Linked DNA regions of Homo sapiens: region 2 is linked to region 1. A link is a loop called in an ENCODE intact Hi-C map of the cell type or tissue named here. Cell type or tissue: breast epithelium. All regions are shown on one strand. Each heading gives the region's core, and the rest is flanking DNA. Links, peaks and the distances in the headings are about the cores only.

Region 1 (10,915 bases), core at 1,569-6,568:
CCACCTTGGGAAAAACAGAATTTTAATCAGTTCTTATTTTAGTTGCCTTTTTACCCCTAGTTCTAAGATAATAATGCTACCAATTTCTGAGCATTTTAGGGCTTCTGGATTGTCGGCTGGATGGTTTTAGGCTGTCTCCACTGCAAGCTTAGAATTCTGTTTTCTTTAATAAAATATTAATGAAATGATGATAACTACGATACTGATAACCATGGAACTTTAAAAAAAATTGTATAAATTTAAGGGCGCAAGTGCAGTTCTGTTACATGGAAATGCCGGGTAGTGGTGAAGTCTAAGCCTCTAGTGTAACTATTACCCCAAAAATGTACATTGCACCCACTGAGTAATTTCTCATTCCTCACCCCTCTCCCATACCCTCATACTCTTCTAAGTCTTCCAAGTCTATTATTCTATACTCTATGTCCATGTCTACACATTACTTAGCTCAACCATGGGATTTTAAATTCAAGATGTCAGACTAACCACACGTTTCTCTGTCCAGGTGAGGGGTGAGAAATTACTCAATAGGTGCAATGTACATGTTTTGGGTAATGGTTACACTAAAGGCTGGATCTAAATTAAATTGGCAGTAAGTGAATTGTAAAATAGTATAAACCACAATTGTGAAGAGAACTGGGGTGATTTCATCAGTAGACTAGAATTTTCAGCTGATTTCTAGAAGACAGAAAGTAGATGGAGGGGTTTCTGATGAAAATGTTTATCAAACACATGCATCTACTTTTTTTTTTCTTTGAGATGGAGTCTCATTCTGTTGCCCAGGCTGGAGTGCAGTGGTGCAGTCTCAGCTCACTGCAACCTCTGCCTCCTGGGTTCAAGCAATTCTCCTGCCTCAGTCTCCCAAGCAGTTGGGATTACAGGTGCATGCCACCATGCCCAGCTAATTTTTTGTATTTTTCTTTTTTAATAGAGATGGGGTTTCACCACGTTGGCCAGGCTGGTCTCGAACTCCCGACTTCAGATGATCCACCCACTTTGGCCTCCCAAAGTGCTGGGATTACAGGCATGAGCCACCACGCCTGGCCCAAGCATCTACTTCTACTTGTTTCTAAAATATATTTTTTGATGGCATAAAACCATGAGGACAGGGAGTCTCACATTCCAGAGAATCCCAGTCTATCACTCACAAAGTAGGATGTATCCAATTTGGTTTGAATGGCTTGGGTCGGTTCTGGGTCCTCAGCTTCCATGACCTCAGGTCGTAGTGAATCTACACTCCAGGGAGGTGGAGCCACACAAAGGACAGCGGGAAGAGCTGGGAGCTTCCTTCTGTTCCTGTTTCCTCTCCTGAGGCTTCTTAGGTGAATCATGGAGCTTTGCTCCCTGGCAGTCCCTTTGCTAAAATGAGGATAAAAACATCTGTCCTCTCTCCTTCAGGGGTGTAGTTGCTGGACTAAACTGAGATCAGAAGTAGGTATAATCTAGAAATTCTCATTCTCAGACTTTGAATGTTAAAATCATCTCCCTTTAACATTCAGATTACAACGATGGCATGGACTGGCCTGCCCAGGTTACCAGATGAGCTTTGTAGTCTAATCCAGACCTCCCCTTAACTCTCCTGCTGTGGAAGTCAGTCCTCATAATTCCACCATTGTGGCATGTGATGCGACACTGTCCACTGACCACAGGGCCTTTCCCACTGTAAAATGTGATGTGTTCACCACTGTTTAACTGCTGTTACCAACTCCCACGAAGGAGGATCTGCCTTCTCTAACATGTCACTCAGCATGGGTGCCCCCAGGCACAAATCACGTAGTGCCAGCAGGTTGGTGGTGGCTAGAAGTGGTGTTCCAGCATCAGCCCTCCTCTCCTGCCCACCAGTCCTGGCACAGCACCCAGGTCAACAGTAAAAATCCTACAGGTAAATTGTATCTGGGATACAATGTAAATTGTAAATTCATTATCCTCTGTTTATTCAGTCCATCCTCCATTCATGCAACATGTTCCAATATCCTGCTGATAGGTGTGGTGGGTTGAGTAATGAACCGCCATAGAGTTTAATGTCCTAATCTCTAGAATCTATGAATATGTTACCCTACAGGCCAAATTAATTTTGCAGCTGTGATTAAATGAAGGATTTTGAAATGGAAGATCATCCAAGTGGGTCCAGTGTCATCACAAAGGTCCTCCAGAGTGAGGCAGGAGAGTCAGAGGGAGAGAAGGAAGCAGAGGGAGAGAGAGACATGTAACAACAGAAGCGTGGCAGTGGGGAGAGGAGGGCAGGGAGGGAGAGAGAGGGAGAGACAGATATTGAAGATGGAGGAAGGGGCCACCAGCCAAAGAATGCAGATGGCCTCTAAAAGCTAGAAAGGGCAAGGAAACAGATTGTCCCCTGGAACCCCCAAAAGTAATGCAATCTTGCTGAGACTCTGGTTTTAACCACATAAAATTCAACTTGGACTTCTGACCTCCCGAACTGTAAGAGGATAAATCTGTGTTCTTTAAGCCACAATAAGTTCGTGGTGATTTTGTTTGTGGTAACAAGCAGCAATAGAAAACTAATAAAGTAGAAGTGAAAATTGGATCATCTGCTTTGAAAAGCTGTTTGGTGGCATCTCCAGAAGCTGAACATATGCCTACATCATGACTCACAATTCCACTCCTAGGTATGTACCCAACAGAAATAAGTATATATGGTCACCAAAAGACATCTATTTTAATGTTCATAGCAGCATTATTTGTAATGTCCCAAACCTGAGAATTACCCAAATGTCTATCAGTAGTAAAATGAATAAGCAATTGAGGCACAATCACAAAACGGAATACTATACAGCAAAAAGAATAAACAGACTACAGCCACACACAGTATGCATCTCTTAATCATACTATTAGTGAAAGAGGCCAGTCAACAGAGTGATTCAATCACTATAAAGTACAAAAAGAAACAAAACTACTCTATGCTGTTTGAAGCCACCACTCCCTCCAATGAGAAATCTGAAGAGGGAGTGTTGTGAGGGTACTGGTAATGTTCTGCTTCTTGATCTGGATGATGCTCATTTTGTGCAAAATCATCGGACTTGTGAAATGTGTGTCTTTTTTTTTGAGATGAAGTCTGGCCCTGTGGCCCAGGCTGGAGTGCAGTGGCACTATCTCGGCTCACTGCAGTTGCTGCCTCCTGGGTTCAAGTGATTCTCCTGCCCAAGCCTCCCCAGTAGCTGGGATTACAGGCATAAACCACAACACCTGGCTAATTTTTGTATTTTTGTAGAGATGGGGTTTCATCACGTTGGCCAGGCTGGTCTTGAACTCCTGACCTGGAAGTGATTCACCCTCCTTGGCCTCCCAAAGTGCTGGGATTACAGGCATGAGCCACAGCACTCAGCCAAAATATTTGCCTTTTAATAGGTACACTGCACATTGATGAAATTTTTTTAAGAGAACAGTCGGAGGTGGTAAGGGGGAGGAGCCCCGTGCCTTCATGCAAATTGGCTCAGTCTTCCTGGTAACCTCCAAACAAACAGCTGTAGGCAAAGGGCAGCCCAGATATAGGATTCAAACTCCCTAGAGCCTAACTTTGGGGTAAAGCACCCTGTGCAATTGCTTTGCATATGTTTACTAAATGAGGACCCTTTAGGTCCTCATTTCGGAGAGATCTTTTCTTTAATAAAGGAAGCCTGACCAGAGATAAATCTACTTTTCCCGAGAACTCAAAACTATAAACAAGTTTTGATTGACATTATCTGAATAACAAAAATAGTGATGGCCTTTCTCCACCAGACCCTCCAAGATAAATGAAGAGTTAAAAACTTTGCTTCTGGCCGGGCGTTGTGGCTCACACCTGTAATCCCGGCACTTTGGGAGGCCGAGGTGGGTGGATCACTTGAGGTCAGGAGTTCGAGACCAGCCTGGGCAACATGGTGAAACCCCATCTCTACTAAAAATACAAAAATTGGCCAGGCGTGATGGTGCACACCTGTCATCCCTGCTACTCCAGAGGCTGGCTCATGAGAATCGGTTGAACCCAGGAGGCAGAGGTTGCAGTGAGCCGAGATCACACCACTGCACTCCAGCCTGGGTGACAGAATGAGACTCCGTCTCAAAAAAACCAAAAACTAAAAACGACAGAAAAAGTTGCTTCTGCTTCATTTCCTTTTCATCTCTCAGTAGAGTTTAACATATGAAATGTATTTTTCGAAATTTTGTTAATATGTTTATTCATGTTTTAATAATAGCATAATAACCTTATAAATTCCTAAAGACGTAAATAAGAACGGTTGTTCCCACTAACACCCCAACCTGAAGTGTGGCTCTGGCTTTACCTGAAGTGGGTACAGGGATGCGGAGGGGTGGAAGGACCGGTGGGGACAGATGGACCCATGAACCAGCGGGTGGATGTGAGCTGAGGGGAGGGATACGGACTGGAGGAGCCAAAGCCCGTGACGTAGGGGTGCGTGCTTCCCTCAATGGGGAGACCCTGCTGCCGCTGTTGTTGGCCAAGTCGCCGTGGCCGAAGCGCGGTGGCCGAAGCGGGGGACGGGGGTGGGACTTACGGGGACAGAAGGCGGAGCTTCCAGCAGCTGCTGGCCCCCCTGGGTCCAGAGGAGCCTTGCCGCCCTCACCTGCGCAGAGCCTGGAGCCGACGCGTCACCCCCAGCGGAAGCGCCTCGCTGCCCGGGCGTCTGGCGAGGTGTGCGCTCCGGGTCCCAGCTCCAGCGCTTCGCGGCAGTCGCCCGCCTCTTTCCGCAAGCAGGGCGGGGACTGGGCGGCATCTACCGAGATCTGCGATTCGAGGCGCCGAGGAGCCGAAGACCACAGCTCAGCTCAGACGGCGCCCTAGGGCCGCACAGAGGGTCGGGCAGTGCCGGAGAGAGGTTTGAAAGCGCCGCCGCCAACTCGACAGCGCGTCCCAGGTCAGTGTGAGGCGCCGTCCCTGCCGGCTGCACTTGGGAAACTTTGGCTTGCAGTGGCGGCTGCCGGGAGGAGGACATCGAGGGCGCAGCGTGGAACCCAGCGGCCCGCACGGCCTCAGTGCTCCCTGCCCGGTGCGCGCAAGCCCCTGAAGCCCGCACCTCCCGCTCACCCTGACATTGCAGTGCCCCGAGCAGGATGAGAGACCCAGGGCCAGCCGAGGGCCGCCGGGCTGCAGGGGCCTCCCGAGAGACTCTGCCCCGCCACCCCGGGGCGCGCTCCACGCGAGCTCACCCTCGCGCCTCCTGCCTTTCCCACTGGTTCTCGGTTCCAGTTTTGCGGCCGCTGGGGCTTGGACTCCGCGGGGATGCGGGTTCCGCCTCCTTCTCAGCCTCGCCGAGCGGCGGGAACCGGCGAGGGCTGCCCGGCCGCGGGGTGTCGAGGAGGATGCGGGGCGGGGGGCCTGATGGGCGAAGGTCGGCGCAGCAGCGGGAGCGGCGCGCGCTGGGCCGCAAGAGCGCGCGGGTCGGAGGGGCTGACTTGGGCGCGTCTCCGGAGGGGCTGACTTGGGCGCGTCTCCGCAGGTGCCTCGGCAGCTGGGCAGCAGGAGGTGCCGGCTGGGCGCTGGGGGCGGGCTGGGGACTGCGGAGCCCTTTGCAGCTTCCAGGAGCTCCTGCTTCCAGGAGCCACACAGGGGCGGGCAGCCGGTTCCCGCCCTTCTCAGGTGCGCACAGCCTTGGCACCAGGATACCGGACCCCCTTAGCAGAGAGCCGGGTGCAGAGGTGCGCCTGCTCCGGGATGGGGGCAGTGGCTGCGCCCCTCAGACGCACCATTTCCCAAGGGAGGGCCGCGTCCGGCCGGCGGGCGAGCGGCGCAGGGACCGCTCCGCAGCGGCTGTGGGCAGAACCCGTTTTCATGGATGGTGATCGCCTTAGCCCGCCAGCTGCCTGCCCTGGCTCAGAGATGAGGCGACGAAACGCGCACCCCGCCCCCATCGGTGCCCTGGAGCTGTCGCCCCAGTCACCTTCCTTTGCCCTTCTCCGACAGCGCCTTGAGCTCGCTTCCTCCTGCTCTCAGGAAAAACTGAGGAAACGCGCCTGGTTCCAGGGGTCGGCGGGGACCGTGGAGACGCTGCCAGCATCCTCAACAGCTTGGAAATCCCATCACCTTGGTTCCCTGAGACTTGGAGGACTAGGTTGGCCTCTCTCTCTCTCTCTCTCTCTCTCTCTGTGTGTGTGTGTGTGTGTGTGTGTGTGTGTGTGTGTTTTGGGGGGAGGTGAATCAGTAACAGAGGTTGGGGCATAGATGCCCCAAAGGCCTGGGGGACAGCCGAAGTAACTAGGAGAACACGGCAGCCCTTTGCGGGTATGTGTGGGAAACACAGCAAACCTTACCAGCTACGCGTCTCCTTGGACAGTTTCTAAATATTTCTTGCAAGTCAATACCAGGGAAGAATCTTTTTCTGGCCAGTCATTCCATTTTCCAGGACGACCTCAGATGCATCTTTTATTCTGTCTCTGCCCCTTTCCTTGGGTGGGAGGAGGTACACATTTGCTTGTGGCAAGCAGGCTTGCCTTATTCCAGTGTAGCTGGCCTCCCTCCTGGCCTTCGGCTGCCCACTAGGGCTCTGGGTTTTTTCAAACCCGTCTAGGAAAGGCAGGGCAGCAAACCTCCAGCTCCTGGCCCATTCTACTAATTCAAGGCTGTCCTCTTCTCTGGGACCTGTGAGCTCCCTGGACCCGTCTCTAGGCTGTGGCAGCCATCTATCTCTGCCTTTCACTCCTGCAGGGGAGCCGAGCATCGCACCACTTGGAAGTAATGTCGGAGACAGCTCTGTGTGAATCTGAGGCAGGGGTCCATAGCAAACAGGAAGTGGCCTGGAATGAGGAATGAAGAGTTTGCCTCAGATTTTCTCCAAGTGTGCATTAGAAGCACCTCCCATGGAATATGTGGGAGTGGAGCCTAGAATTTTCTTTTTAACAGGCACTCCATGTGTTTCTTATGCCCACAAAAGAAGAACCCATTGGTATAGGGAACTTAGCATCCCATCGTCAGACCCCATCAGTCCTGAGGATTCCTGTATGCAGTGCCTGTATTTGGTGATGCATGTTTGTAAATGGACATTTATTGAATTCGTAAGTAGCAAGTATGTTCGGATCTTTTAAAATCCTCACAATCATCTACTGTAAAGTAGATATTATCCCCATTTCAGGGGTGAGGAAACTAAGGCTCAGAAGAATGACCTCCCAGAGGTTGATAACTTGGAGAGATCCGGAGCCCAGGTCCCTGATACGCACCCTGCTGCCTCATCTGAGCAGTCTTTAATCCCCTTTGGGGCAGCACATAGGCAGGGACTGGGGCAAGGGCGACGGGCTGAATTTTGAGTTCAAACCCATTTGTTAAGTTCTTCCCCACCATGGCCAGATGATGAACTTTATGAGAGGAAGCGTGGATCCTATTTGGAGGTAGAGTGAAAGGCTCAAAAGAAAATAACTTTTCCTTCTTTTCTTTTCTTTTCTTTTTTTTTTTTTTTGAGACGGAGTCTTGCTTTTGTCACCCGGGCTGGAGTGCAGTGGTGCAATCTCGGCTCACTGCAACCTCCGCCTCCCGAGTTCAAGTGATTCTCCTGCCTCAGCCTCCTGAGTAGCTGGGATTACAGGCACCCGCCACAATGCCCGGCTAATTTTTGTATTTGTAGTAGAGATGGAGTTTCACCATGCTGTCCAGGCTGGTCTCAAACTCTTGACCTCAGTTGATCCGCTCCCCCTCGGCCTCCCAAAGTGCTGGGATTACAGGCATGAGCCACCATGCCCGGCCACTTTTCTGCCTTAATGAAAGGAAAACTGGGGGTGGCATGGGGACAAAAAGCCACAGGAAAGGCCTGGCCTATCGTCTCCAAGATGGCTTTGCAAGCACCTCAGCTCATGCAGCACTGCCATGTGAGATAACACACAAATCAGGCCCTCAAAACAGTCCTACTCCGTGCGAAGCTCATCCAAGAAGCAAGGTGATATTGAGATAAAGGACACAAACATGTAATTGACCTCTGGCAAACAGGTGAGTAAGATGATTGGCTTTGGGAGAGTGCCCTCACCTTTCCTTTCTCAGCCTCCTGATCTGCACCAAGTGAGTGCCGAGGCCCTTCCAACCCCAGCAGTCCTCGCATGGCAGACTCAGCCCTGCAGGCAGACACACACGGGGTTGCTGTGCATAGAATCTCCAGACACTTTACAAACTCATAATCAGTGAGATATGACTAACTGAGCAAACATTGGGGGATTTCTTAATAAGGAATTTAAAAACTAGACTCCAAATGGGAAAGATGCATGTAACAAATTATTGGTGTTTATGTAACTCTGAATAGCTTTGATTTCCTTCAGTAGGAACTGACAGCTGGCTGACAGAAAACTTATCCAGGGAGAGAAGAGACAAAAGTGAAGTGTGAAATTTTGAATAATGTTTTCAGGTAAGTTTCTATTTCCATTTAGAGTGGGTGTCTGGAAGGGTGAATGCAGTTATGGTTTGAATTTCTTTCATGTATCGACAGATATTTTTAATAGGGCTCATCTTTCCAAGATGCAATGTGTCTTACTTCCTTTTCCTGGCTTCCAGTCCCCTCGTAGCAGGGCAAGGAGCTGGGGACTTCAACGTTTGGCCTGCACATGCTCACTGAATCCCTGTTTTCAGCAAGCTGCCTCTAAGTTTGGAGCCTTTCTGATCAATTTAGAAAATAAATCTTCATTTTCTTGCCTAGGAAAGTGGTTGTCTGATTCCTGGGGTGGGATAGAATATGTAGGGGTCCAGTCGTTCTGTTCACAGACTTTCAATCATCTTCTTGTTCTAAGCCCTGATACTCATTGCCATTTTCTATGGCACTTGGGACCTCTAAGTCCTAAATGTCACAGGTCCTGTGGGTAAGCAGCCTCCCTGGGTCTATGTCCTGCAGCCTCCTCTGCTATGCTAAGGCCATTTGCCACTCCACCATCCCCCCATTTCCAGAGCTTGTTTGAAATTGCTCATCTAATGGTATCTCTCCTCCAATTTTCTTTGTTCTTAAAAATACACATATTTAAAATATTTTTTAAAAATAACTCAGTGCTTATTATTTTGGTGGCATCTTGGGCATAGAGGGAGGAACTAAAGGAGCATCGTAAATATGCCATGATGAGGTGCAAGTGATATTAAAGACACTGCAATTTTTGAATGAAAAGCAGTTTATCCAGCTGTTTAATAATTAATATCTTGTAATAATGTCGAAATGATAGTATTTGGAAATTGTAAGGGAAGTATACTTAAAGGATATGCTCTTTCCATGTTTTGCTTATTAGATTCCACTGATGTTTACCAAATGAGAAGAAGCATAGCATCTTAGAAATATGAGATCCTTAAAAAACAACATTTCCAGTATTTTATCTGTTATTTTAAATAGGCTATGGATTGGAGAGATGATAAACATTTCACAAAGCTAATTCTGAGATAAACACTTTAAAAAAGAAGAATGCAGTGAGTGTGAAGACAAAACAAGAAAGTATTTCTCTAGACAGTGTCTGATTTCATTACCACATCCCCATGGAATGCACGTTCTATGATTGTCATTCCACGCATGAGGAACTCAAGACTCCTAGAGGCTGAGAGACTTGATCAGGGCACATAGCCAATAAGTGTGAGAGTCACGATTGACACCTGTCGGATGCCTGAACTTTCTGCAGTTGAACTATTATCTGTATCGAAGGTACAACTGAATTTGGGGATTGCTTATAGTCTAGACATAACAAAGGGATTGACTGGATGTTAGTATGCTATCAGCACTCAGTGTCCAATCAGGATGCTCCAAGGAGGAAAGAACGTTCTAGGCAAGAGAAGTGGTCTTCGTCAAAAGTAGAGTTCAATTCTATGAAAAGGAAATATGTCAGACATAAATATCAGTGTTTTTGATGTACAAATGGAGAAGGTGAGATAAAAGAACCCCTGGAAAAGGATGAAGGGCTAAAGAGAAGGGGATTCTTCCATTCAGGCACTGATTACAGAAAGAACCTGAACATGTATTGTACATTTGGAGAATAAAGTATCTAACACCTTTTTTCTCTGACAAGTTTAATGTCTAGGCAATTTCAAAAGTTCTCTACTAAACGTTAAAAAGTGAGCAAACAGGCTGGGCGCAGTGGCGCACGCCTGTAATCCCAGCACTTTGGGAGGCTGAGGCAGGCAGATCACCTGAGGTTGGGAATTCGGGATCAGCCTGACCAACGTGAAGAAACCCCATCTCTACTAAAAATACAAAATTAGCTGGGTGTGGTGGCACACACCTGTAATCCCAGCTACTCCAGAGGCTGAGGCAGGAGAATCACTTGAACCCAGGAGGCGGAGGTTACAGTGAGCCGAGATTGTGCCATTGCACTCCAGCCTGGGCAACAACAGCGAAACACCATCTCAAAAAAAAAAAAAAAAAAAAGAAGTGAGCAAACAAAGTGGCTTTAAAAGTCTTTATAATGAGGAAAAAGTCAACCTCATGGGGCTGGTTTTGCTGGACACTCCCCCAGTCCTCAGAGGAGAGGGTCTGCCTATGTCCACATTGCAGGTGGATTAGGCAGCGAGTTGGTTCCACTGCTCAACTTCTCTGAGACCCTGGAGCCCACAGCACCCTCTTTTTCCACAAGACTGTGATGGGGCCACTGTCCTCCTTAGGCACGGCCGTCGCCAGCATAGTACCGGCTCCTCTTCTTCTCCCAGAACCTCCTGACACCAACCTTGGTGAAAGAAAAGCTGTGACAGTAAGTGCTCAGGTTTAGTGTTGTGGAGAAAGGCCTTTACTGGAGGATGATAGCTGAAAAGTAGAAAGTCTTGGCTGGGCATGGCGGCTCACACCTGTAATCCCAACACTTTGGGAGGCTGAGGTGGGAGGATCGTTTGAGGCCAGGAGATCAAGACCAGCCTGGACAATATAGCAAGAACCTGTGCCAAAAAATAAAATAAAATATTTAAAAAAATGTTTTAAGTAAAATACCTTCCCCTAAAGATTCTGCTAAGACTTTAAAAACTAAAAACAAG
Region 2 (12,234 bases), core at 4,122-9,121, 63 kb after region 1:
AATATAATAACATAAATCAAATAGGGTATGCATTAACTAGCTCAATGAATTTCTCCCAGCTCTCTCTCTCCTGGGTTACTTTTTAACATATGTAGCATTTTTAATTTACCTTTCTGTTGTCACGATGGTCACTTATGATAAATTCCTTTATAAAAATTAATCTAACTTTTGCCTTTAAGGGTCTCCAAAAAACAATTTTAGTAAATAACTCAGTGGGTCTTAGGTTCATTTAGGTTCAGTCCTGAAATATATTAGAGTCTACAATTCCATTTTCAGTTTGGATAACATTAAAAAAAATAGGTAGTCAGGCACAGCTATTACTTTTTTCCCAGAAAATTGAACGTGTTTATACAAATACCTTTTGAAATCCAGCTTGATGCCTTTATTGCTTTTCATAACTTCAGTCAGCCACTCCTGTAGAGTATTATCACTGTTTGTTTCAGGGGGATGGGCCATAATTGGCTGGCTGTGTTCTGATCCATCACTTGGAAGAAGGACATCAGCCTCTATCATGTGAGCAGTACCTGTCCAAATAAAAGAACTTCAGTTAATGCTAAGAAAACAGGGCACAGAACTACAGGAGGCACCATGTTCAGTATCCTTTTGAGGAAGATAAAAAAAAAGGAAAGAAAAGTAACACTCAGTGAGCGATTATCCCATGCCAGGCAGTATACAAGGTCCGTACACATTCTCCCTATTTTTTAGATTAGCAAACAGATGTCAAGAAGTTAAATGACTTTCCCTAAGTTACACAGATCTTAAGCTGTTGACATACAAATTCTGAATTTCTTTCTAATACCAGCAAAGTACATACATAATGAAAGGCTTAATAAGTATTTGCTGAAGCTTTCTGGGAATAAAAATCGTACTTTTATCTTCTCACTCCTCAAATTAGAAATTATGGATATTCATTGCTCATGTTTGAAAATCTACATTAAAAATTCACTTCTTTGACTTACGGTTTAGTTACTGCTTAAAAGCATACATCCTTTGAACAGGTAAGGAGCTTCAGCAGACATGGTGTAAGTATGTTCAGCAGGCTGTGACAGACTGACTCCAAGATGGCTGCCAACAACTCCTCCAGGACATGCATACCGCTCTTCCCATCAACATCCTCTTCCCTGCCTCTTCAGCTGGGCAGGTCTTGTGATGGGTTGGGGCCGTAATTCCCCAAATGCCATAATCTCGAATTTTGAAATCCCAGAAAATCAAAATCCCTAAAGTCTAAAATCCCCAAAATCACAATCCCAAAAGATCAAAATCCTGAAAATATTGGAAAAAATAATTTTAAAAATTCTTTAAAATGCATTTACTTACATTTTTTTAAATTTCTTTTTTTTTTTTTTTAGAAACAGGGTCTTACCCTGTCATCCAGGCTGATGCAGTAGCAGCATTATACTTCACCGAAGCTTTGACCTCCTGAGCTCAAGCAATCCTCCCGCCTCAGCTTCCTGAGTAGCTAGGACTACAGGTGTGTGCCACCATGCCCAGCTGATTTTTTTAAAAAATATCTGTTGTAGAGACAGGGTCTCACTATGTTGCCCAGGCTGGTCGTGAACTCTTGGGCTCAAGTAATCTTGCTTTGGCCTCCTCAAGTGCTGGGATTACAGGCATGAGCCACTGTGCCAATCCTGTTCATTTTTAAAAGGGCATTTATTTGAGAAACCTATGAAAACATGGCAGAACACTTCAGAGGCCACTTTACACAATAAAATAGGCAATAATAACACACATTTTTGCAAGCATAAACACCCAGGTATATTAATCAGTTCAGAGATATAACATGAGCAAATGAACTGTAATCATAAAGAAATAGCTTAAATAACTGCAGTCATCTGAAATAACTTGATGAACAACCTAAGTCTTTTGACAAGATCAGTCAAAAACTGTGATGGGTTGCCATCATACACATAGTCACCCAAAGAACTGTGATCTTGAGAAATTTTATCTTTCACAAATGCAGATGTACAAATGGATATCTCTTCATTTCCTGTGAAAGTTTCAACGTTTTTATCAATAAGCGCAATGGTTACACACAAAGTCAATGTTGTGAAAATGCAGCTCTGTGGAGTCAAATTTGAAAAAAATGCATAAAACAAATTAGAACACTCTAAGAGTCTTTATACAATCTATACCTCCAATACCAGAAACAATGCAAAGATGAATTATGTAGCATAGTGAATTATAAAAAACAATGCTGACCATTTAAAATAGTGGAAATGGCCAAGCATGGTGGCTCACGCTTATAATCCTAGCACTTTGGGAGGCTGAGGCAGGCAGATCACCTGAGGTCAGGAGTTTGAGACCAACCTGGCCAACATGGAGAAACCCCGTATCCACTAAAAACTCAAAATTTAGCCAAGTGTGGTGGCAGGCGCCTGTAATCCCAGCTACTCAGGAGGCTGAGGCAGGAGAATCACTTGAACCCAGGAGGCGGAAGTTGCAGTGAGCTGAGATTGTGCCACTGCACTCCAGCCTGGCCAACAGAGCAAGACTCCTGTCTCAAAAAAAAATTTTTTTTAAAGATAAATAATAAAATAGTGGGCAAAAACGAAAAAGAAGCTTTGACACATGAAAAAAGTGGGATAGATGACAGGTAATCGCACAAGTGTACTCCATAAGAGGTGGCCAACCTGCACTGCAATAAATAGTTGCTTTCTTCTTTCCTTTTTTTTTTTTTTTTTTTTTTTTTGAGACAGAGTCTCACTCTATTGCAACCTGAAACTCTTGGGCTCCAGGGATCCTCCTGCCTCAGCCTCCTGAGTAGCCAGGACTACAAGCATGCACCACCACACCCTGCTAATTTTTCTAAATTTTTAGTAGAGATGAGGTCTCACTGTGTTGCCCAGGTTGGTCTCAAACTCCTGGACTCAAATGATTCTCTCACCTCTGCCTCTCAAAGTGCTAAGATTCCAGGTGAGAGCCACCACACCCGGCCACATTTTTTCTTTTAGGGCATGAGTCTCCTTGGAGGATACATTCAGATTCATTTTCTATGTGGCGCTGTTTTTTCTCAACTTCTTCTATGATTTGATATGCACCTGCATGAGTATTCCCTATTAAACTTTCCGATCTTCTGTGCCATGTTTCTATGCTGTTTTGGGTATGTGGAAATCCATTTCACATGCACTTATATGCAGATCACAAATTTGGTGGAAACAATACTGATGGTCAAACAGCAACTCCAGGGCATGTCTTCTTATCCGACCATGCACGTCATTATCTTCAAACCAGTCAGTAATTTCTCTGGCTTCTTCATGCAAATGCAGCTTTAATTTACTAAAAGCTCCTAGAATTTCATCAGCGGGAAGGAATGCCAATACAGATCCATAAGGCATTTTAAACTGAAGTTTTTGTCACTGCCATCTCACGTGACCAATCCACTCATCTGAGTTTTCTGTTAAAGGCATCAGGCTGAATGAAAAAGACAAACTTTACTGGTAACAACTTGAAATTCACTCTTATAAGCCTTGATTGCACCTAATTCTAAATCTATCATTATAGTTTGGGGATTCAATTAGATATTAAGGATTTTAGGCTATGGATTTTGATCTTTCAGCATTTCAACACTTGGGATATGGCATTTGGGATTGTGTCTTTTGGGATTATGATTGGCACCACTTGTGATCTGCTTTGACCAACAGAAGGTAGTGGAAATAAAACTGTCAGTTCTAGGCCTAGCCTTTAAAACTGCTGGCACCTTCAGTTTTCTTACTCTTGAAATCCAGCCACCATGTAAAGACATTCATGCAAGATTACCGAAGACTGAGAGACCACATAGAGAGAGAGAAGCCACGTGGAGGAGAACTAAGACTTCCTATCTGACAGAGAGCATTAAGGCCACTGACATATGAGTGAGGTCATTTTAGAATTTCCAGGCCCAGCTGGGCACCCAGCTGAATGCAGCTACATGAACGTCCTAAGCCCGTACTACATGCAACAGAACCACCAGCTGACCCATAAAATCATCAGAAAAAAATACAGCACTGCTATTTTAAGTCACTCATTTTTGGGTATTCTATTACACAGCAATAGATAAAAAGCAATAGGTAGCTGGAAGTGGAGTGTTGCCATATCAAAAACCTGAAACATGTGGCATTGGCTTTGTGACCTGGTGGAGGCTAAGAAAGGCAAGGAGGGAACTGTTCATGGAAGCTGGAAGAGCAGTGCAGAAATTCTTACTGGAAGCTTGAGAACAATAAGCTCATTTTATTGTTTTCCATAGTGGTAAAACTTCTGGCAACACTGTCACTGTAGCAACTGGTGGAAGATAGACAGGATACCCAGTGAACCTGTGTATTTGGCTAAAGAGGTTTCCAGGGGAAATGGTGAAAGTGGCAACTGGCTTCTTTTAACTGCTTATAATAAAGAATGAGAAGAAAGAGCTAAGCTAAATAATTAACGTTTCAGATTTTCAGCAGCATATAGAGAAAATATTTCCAAATCAGGACTTTCTGAATTTGAAAATAAAACTGTTTCTTATTCCTGTCCTCTCCAGCTGGCAAGAGATTCTCAAAGTAAGAGACAGTCTCGGGCCAAAATTTAAATCTAGGGTGTTGCCTGTCTTAGTCTGTGTTATACTGTGATGACAGAATAACACAGACTGGGTAATTTATAATAAACAGACATTTATTGGCTCACCATTCTGGAGGCTGGGAAATCCAATATCAAAGTGCTGATACTTAAAGAGGGCCTTCTCACTGCATTTTCATCTGGTGGAAGGCGGAGCGAGAGAACACCCACTTTCCAAAGTCCTTTAAATATGGCATTAAACCCACCCATGAAGGTGGACCCCTCATGGCCTAATCACCTCGCAGCAGTGTTACACTGGCAATTAAATTTCAACATGAAGCCAGAGTGGTGGCTTACTCCTGTAATCCCAGCACTTTGGGAGCCAGAGGCAGGAGGATCACTTGAGCATAGGAGTTCAAGACCAGCCTGGGCAACATAGCGAGACCTCATCTCTACTGGAAAAAAAAAAAAATTAGCCAGGCATGCTGGTGGCACACGCCTGTAGTCCCAGCTACTTAGAAGGCTGAGGAGGGAGAATCGCTTAAGCCTAAGAGGTCAAGGCTGTAGTGAGCTGTGATTGCGTCACTGCACTACGGCCTGGGTGACAGAGTGAGACGTTGTCTCTTAAAAAAAAAAATTTCAACATGAGTTTTGGATGGAACAAACATTCAAACCATAGCACCAGTAAAACATGGCCTCAGTGTCAATATCAAGCCAAGGGTACAACCATATGACCCTTTATTAAGCCCTCAGAAAGAAGGTGCCTCATGTAGCCACATAGCTAGATATGGAATCTTCTGGAATCTTAAGGGTGTTGTCCACTGCACCTTAACTTGCATACCAAAGTAGAGAGAGGTCTACCTCAAAGAGACGGGGGTGTGGCTTCTGATTAAATTTAATATATTAAAAGCCCACTATATTTTTAAGGGAGATATAACTACTTGGACACAAAAGGACAGAGATAGTTCAAAACGAAAAGAGGTCTGTGGGCTCCCAAATTTCTACAGGCAGGGAACAGGCTAAGAAAGCTACTCAGCTGCAAATATAAGCCAATTTCCAAAAAGCACACAAAGAGATGCTCACCAGCATTAGTCTTTAGGGGATGCAAATCTACACCACAATGAGATACCAATTCATATACACTTAGCTGGCTATAATTAAAAAAAAAAAGTACAATAACAAGTGTTGGCAAAGATGTGGAGAAACTAGAACCCTTATCCACACTGCTAGGAGGAATGTAAAAAGGAGCAGGCACTTTGGAAAAGTTTGGCAGTTCTTTAAAAAGTTAAACATATAGTTACCATGTGACCCAGGAATTCTACTCCTAGACATATAAGCAAGAGAACTGAAAACACATGTCTACAAAAACACCTGTATGTGAATGCTCATAGCAGCAGTAATCATAGTAGCAAAAAAGGGAAACAACCAATGTCTACCAGTTGATGAATGGATAAACAAAATGTGGTATATCTACATACAAAAATGATTCAGTCATAAAAAGGAATAAAGAACTGATACACACTAGAAAACAGCTGAACTTTGAAAACATACTAATTGAAGAAGCCAGTCACAAAAGGCCACATAGGAAGGTGCTTCCCTGAATTTTGATTCTGGAGTCAGGAAAAGTCTTTTTGAGGAAGTGACAATTCAGCCGATACCAAAGGATCAGCTTAAGGGGTTAGCAAGGCAGAGTGTGGGGAAAAGAGCTTTCCAGGAAAGAATGTGTGTGACAGCCCAAGGAGGAGGGAGCGTAGCCATGCAAGGCACTGCTGTGAGGCCAGTGTGGGAATTTCTAGGAATGTGAAAACACTGTGAAGGTGGACTTGGAGACACAGGCCAGTCTGTGCAGGCCCTTCAGGTTATTGAAGTAGTTTGAAGATGCCAATAAATAGCACCCCTTTCTCCAAATGGATCTGTTTTTTGTTTGTTTGTTTTGAGACAGAGTCTCGTTCTGTCGCCCAGGCTGGAATGCAGTGGCATGATCTCAGCTCACTGCAGCCTCTGTCTCCTGGGTTCAAGCAATTCTCCTGCCTGAGCCTCCCAAGTAGCTGGGATTACAGGCATGCACCACCATGCCCAGCTAATTTTTGTATTTTTAGTAGAGACGGGGTTTCTCCATGTTGCCCAGGCTGGTCTCAAACTCCTGGTCTCAAGCAATCCACCTGCCTTGGCCTCCCAAAGTGCTGGGATTATAGGCGTGAACCACCACACCTGGCCTCCAAGTGGATCTTGAGAAATAAAATAGCCAAGTTAAGTAGACAGGGATCAAAGTATACTTGTATTACCTCTAAAGCTAGGTCAGAGGACACAGCTTAGTTGAGAACTAAATAAGCCTGTGCCTGCTACCTGCTAACTGCCACAGTCACCCTCTAGTCCAAATCTTGGAACAGCCCCTTTGAAGCAAAGTTCTAACAAATACAAATATCCAGATGGCTGCTTCCCAGTGGAAGAGAAGAGCTCACTCCCTTGTCCAGCACATTTTTTTTTTTTTTTTTTTGAGATGGAGTCTCACCCTGTTACCCAGGCTGGAGTGCAGTGGCATGATCTTGGCTCACTGCAACCTCTGCTTCCTGGGTTCAAGCAATTCTCCTGCCTCAGCCTCCCAAATAGCTGGGACTACAGGCATGCACCACCATGCACAGCTAATTTTTGTATTTTTAGTAGAGACGGAGGTTCACCATGTTGGCCAGGCTGGTCTCGACCTCCCAAAGTGCTGGGAGTACAGGCGTGAGCCACCTTGCTTGGCCTAGTGCATTTGATAGATTAGCTCCACCCAGTCAAGAACTACAAATCAAAACAATCTCTCAACCTCTATGAGAGAAATAAACAGTGAGGCAAGAGGTCAAAGCCTTTAGGGAAAAAAATCTCTCCTCTTGGAAACCAGAGCAGTAGAACCAAACATGTTTCTATCTAGCAATTATATTAAAGATTTTAAATGGAACACCATTTGAGACCAATAAAGAGGCTTGATTTATGTTTAAATATACCACTTTGGATGCTGGGTGGAAAATAAAATAGACAGGGGCAAGTGTGGAAGCAGGGAAAATAATCTATCCAATTAGGATGGACTCATAGATCTACTGGATGCTTCTGGCGGCAAATAAATAGAAATTCAGATTCAAGCTAGTAGATTTATCATCTCAAATAACTAAAAGTCCAGGGGTCAGGTGAGCTTTAAGTGTGGTACAATCAGCAGCTCAGTGATGTTATTGTGATCTTTATGTCTCTTTTCTTCACTGTCCTTGGTGTCGTCTTCATCGTAAGGCTAATTTCATCTCATGATTTTAAGACAGCTACCAATAATCACTAGGGCTACATATTTTCATGTTCACATACTTCAATTTTAAGATATAAAACTTCTTTGGTAATTATAATTACTTTACTTGAGTCTAATTGAGCCCAGTTTGATCACTTGCCCACCATGGGAGCAATATGAATCATCAGGAAAACTTCAAGTGCTGATTAACTTATTGTAATGCACCCCTGGAGCTACAAATGGAACCAGTTTCCATATGCTTGTATGGAGCAGAAATGGATACCTTAATAAAAGTAAAGTTCTTGGCCGGGCGTGGTGGCTCACACCTGTAATCCCAGCACTTCGCGAGGCCAAGGCAGGCGGATCATGAGGTCAGGAGTTCGAGACCAGTCTGGCCAACACGGTGAAATCTCGTCTCTACAAAAAATACAAAAAATTAGCCGGGTGTGGTGGTGTGAGCCTGTAATCCCAGCTACTCGGGAGGCTGAAGCAGGAGAATCACGTGAATACAGGAGGCAGAGGTTGCAGTGAGCCGAGATTGTGCCATTTCCCTCCAGCCCAGATGACAGTGCGAGACTCTGTCTCAAAAAAAAAAAAAAAAAAAAAAAAATTCTTATAGGAAGAAAGAAAAGGGGACTGGTGATGTAGTAAGAACTCAATGGATGTGGCTGGGTGCGGTGGCTCACGCCTGTAATCCCAGCAAGTTAGGAGGCCGAGGCGGGCAGATCACGAGGTCAGGAGATCGAGACCATCCTGGCTAACACAGTGAAACCCCGTCTCTACTAAAAATACAAAAAATTAGCCAGGCGTGATGGCGGGTGCCTGCAGTCCCAGCTACTTGGGAGGCTGAGGCAGGAGAATGGTGTGAACCCAGGAGGCGGAGCTTGCAGTGAGCCGAGATCGTGCCACTGCACTCCAGCCTGGGTGACAGAGTGAGACTCTGTCTCAAAAAAGAAAAAAAAAAAGAACTCAATGGATGTTTGCTATGTCTCTCTTCTCTAAGCTATACCATATTTAGGATCTTTTAATTACAGTGAGGCAAAGCATAAAATAACAAAATGGCTGGGTGTGGTGCTCACACCTGTAATCCCAGCACTTTGGGAGGCTGAGGCAGGAGGACTGCTTGCAGCCAGGAGTTTGGGACCAGACTCTCTACAAAAAATAAAAATAAAGAAATAAACACCAAAACACCAAGACCAATCAAAGAGTTTTATACTCCTTTTATTCTCTATCAAATGCAATTCTAAGCAATGTCCAGGTACTATCCAAACAGCTTCCAGCCCTCTGCCAAAGGTGGAATTCTTCAACCATGTGAATAGTGCTGAGTCCTGATGTTTGTGTGGCTTATCTCGCCAGGGGGAGGGCAGATACAGAGAAGTTGTTCTTTCACCCTATGGCCAAACTTCTGCAAGGACAACAGGGCAAGTGAATTTGCAGAAAGATAGATGATCTAGTCTTTTATTATTTTCCCAGGATGAAGTTGGGGAAGGGGGTTGTAGGTCTCCTTTATCAGTGTGGTTATAAAGGGGCACAAAAGCTTGGAATCTTTCATTTAAGAGTGATAGTCTAATCCCAGCACTTTGGGAGGCCAAGGAGGGCAGATCAGGAGATCAGGAGATGGAGACCATCCTAGCCAACATGGTGAAACCCCATCTCTACTAAAAATACAAAAATTAGCTGGGCATGGTGGCACATGCCCATAGTCCCAGCTACTCAGAGGCTGAGGCAGGAGGATGGCTTGAACCCGGGAGGCAGAGGTTGCAGTGAGCATAGATCGTGCCACTGCACTCCAGCCTGGCGACAGATCAAGACTCCATCTCAAAAAAAAAAAAAAAAAAAAAAAAAGAGTAATAGTCGCAGTCTGCTAATTCCATTATTTCCAATAGATAGAAAAAAAATCAGTAAATGGGCAAGTTGAGGAGTCTCTGGGCCCATGTAAAGTATGTTCCTAAGGTCTCCTACATGAAAAAAAAGGGGGAACTACAGCAGTATGAGCAAGAAATCCTGGTGGCTTCTAGGATAATGATAAGAAAGATGGAAAGAAAGATGTGGACTAATTCAAAATGTATTTTGGAATAGAATCATAATGATTGGATATTAGATACAAGAATAAAGAAAGGAGCGAAAAAATGACTCCTAGATTTCTGGTTGAAACATCTAAGTAGATTGTGGTGCCATTTCCTGAGACAAGAAAGATCACAGGAAGTGCAGGTTAGTAAATATAGTCAAGAATCTCATTTCGGATAACGTAAATTTGAGACGCATGAGAGATCTCTAAGTGGAAACATCAATAAGCAGTTGGATGGACTAATATTAACAGTCCTAACAAGAGAGGGAGACCTGGCCTGGAGACACAGAAGATACAGAAGCTGCCCAGCCCCTCTCCCTAGTCTTCCATCCATAGCCTGTGGGTAGAAGACTTTTAAAAGTCAGGGCACACTTCTGCTTGGGAGACTGCATGGTTCTAATAGTCTCATATAACAGGGACAGCAAGAGGAGGAAGTCTGTATATCAAGGCATACGTTGCCTCACCCACAGGAGCTCCAGCTTGTGACCATGGCCAGACTTTGCCTTGCTTCATCAACTCCTGTTCAGCATAGCAAAAGTAACTTTTCACCATCCCCAGGCTATGATGGCAAAAGGGCTTTGTATATACTATTATTATACAAATTGTAAAATTTTTTAAGTTGTATTTCTAGATTTTCAGTTATTAGAAAAAAACAGAATTTATTTTCTATTTTGACCTTGAATCCTGAGATTTTCTTTTCTTTGCTTTCTTTCTTTTTTTTTGAGACAAGGTCCTCACTCTGTCACCTAGGTTGGAGTGCAATGGTGCAATCACAGCTCACTGCAGCCTCCAGCTCTTGGGCTCAATCGATCCTCCTGACTCAGCTTCCTGAGTAGCTGTGACTACAGGTACATGCCACCATGCCCGGCTAATTTTTCTATTTTTTGTAGAGACAGGGTCTCACTATGTTGCCTAAGCTGATCTTCAACTCCTGGGGTCAAATGATCCACCCAACTTGGCTTCCCAAAGTGCTGGGATTACAGGCATGAGCCACCGCCCTGACCACATCCTGAGATTTTCTAAGTTCACCTATTTATTATGATCATTTATCTATAGAATCTTTTTTGTTTTCTATAAACACAATCATACTGTCTGTGAATAAAGGTTTTATTTCTTCCTTTCCTATCATTTTTTTCATTTTTAAAAACTGAGACATAATTTACATACTATAAAATTCACCCTTTTAAAGTGAACCCTTTAGTGGTTTTTATTTAGCGTATTCAGAAGGTTATGTAACTATAACCACTCTCTAATTCTAGAAAAATTTCATCATCCAAAAAAGAAACCCTGTACTCATTAGCATTGACTCCTTACAGTTCCTGACAATCATTAAGCAACCATTTCCTGAGGCATCAATTTTGCTAAAATTCATTTACTAAATAATCACTGTGTAGTTATTATATGCTACGCACTGTTTCAGGCATTAAGGATTCAACATGAAACAAGACAAAATTCTTCCTTTTGAGGAGAAAAATACAATTTAAAACAGTGTTTTGACAATAAAAGAAGCTGAGATATATAATGAATTAGGATGCAAAAATGCATACACTTTTATAATAAAATATGGAATTTCAAGGTAATTTCTTGTTGGACCAGATACTGCAAGCTCTGCCCCGGCCCTGTAGTGATATGCTTTCTTTCTCCTTTCCTGCTGCAGCCAACATGAGCACTTTATAGGAAAAGGCTGAGAAACACTGCTATAATGTTCATCTGTATAATGAAGGGATATACATACAATGATTACAGGTTGAATCAGTAAACCAAAGACTTGATTTCTAGCTTAGGCATAAATATTGCCCAATTATTTATTAATTATAAATTGGTATACAATGCCTTCATCCATCCATTGAACAAATATTGAGTGGGTTTCTCATTAGTACATGATGAAAGACATAAAAATATGTAAGATACATGGTCCTGATCTTAAAAGTTTTACTCAAATCACTACATACATAAGAAAATATAATAATATATGAGAGTTTCGAATCAGACATAACAGGCAAATTGCTTCTAGAAAATAAGAAAATTCTTTCATTATGCAATTTGTCCATTTTGTAAACAAAATGAAACACTTTATAAAAATGTTCAGCCTGGTGTGATGGCTCACAGATTACCTGAGCCCAGGAGTTTGAGCCTGCAATGAGCTGTGATTACACCTTTGTTTTCCAGCCTGGGCAACAGAGAGAGACTATGTCTCTAAAAATGAATAAATAATAATTAAATAATAAATAAAAATAAATAAAATACTCATGTCAGCCTGGAACTTACACTTGGATCACCTGTCTCTAGTATCTGCAAATATACCTAGATATCAAAAAAGGAGTTGAATTAATCTATTATCCAAAGTAAATTACAAGTAACTGTACTGACTTACTTTTCAGTGCCTCATTTGTTTGTG

The links. Peaks named below come from ENCODE experiments on the same cell type or tissue, not always from the same donor. Only the 100,000 strongest peaks of a DNase experiment are listed, where the experiment ranks them.
Region 2: a loop joins it to region 1, with 13 times the contacts of the local background. A loop is called at or near these places in 3 of 110 quality-filtered maps.

The regions. Positions count from the first base shown.
Region 1 is chr5:80,564,107-80,575,021 of GRCh38, reverse strand. ANKRD34B (ankyrin repeat domain 34B) reads left to right here and starts at 4,742. Exons shown (of 5, transcript NM_001004441.3): 1 at 4,742-4,868; 2 at 5,915-6,062; 3 at 8,248-8,333. In breast epithelium, for the core only: no CTCF peak of the experiment used is centred there; no DNase peak of the experiment used is centred there; H3K4me3 peaks cover 1,667 bases; H3K27me3 peaks cover 3,367 bases.
Region 2 is chr5:80,501,894-80,514,127 of GRCh38, reverse strand. FAM151B (family with sequence similarity 151 member B) reads right to left here. Exons shown (of 6, transcript NM_205548.3): 2 at 12,211-12,234; 3 at 359-524. Among named protein-coding and RNA genes, the nearest start is that of FAM151B, 20 kb to the right of the region's middle. RefSeq lists enhancers at 378-1,577, 6,517-7,017. In breast epithelium, for the core only: no CTCF peak of the experiment used is centred there; no DNase peak of the experiment used is centred there.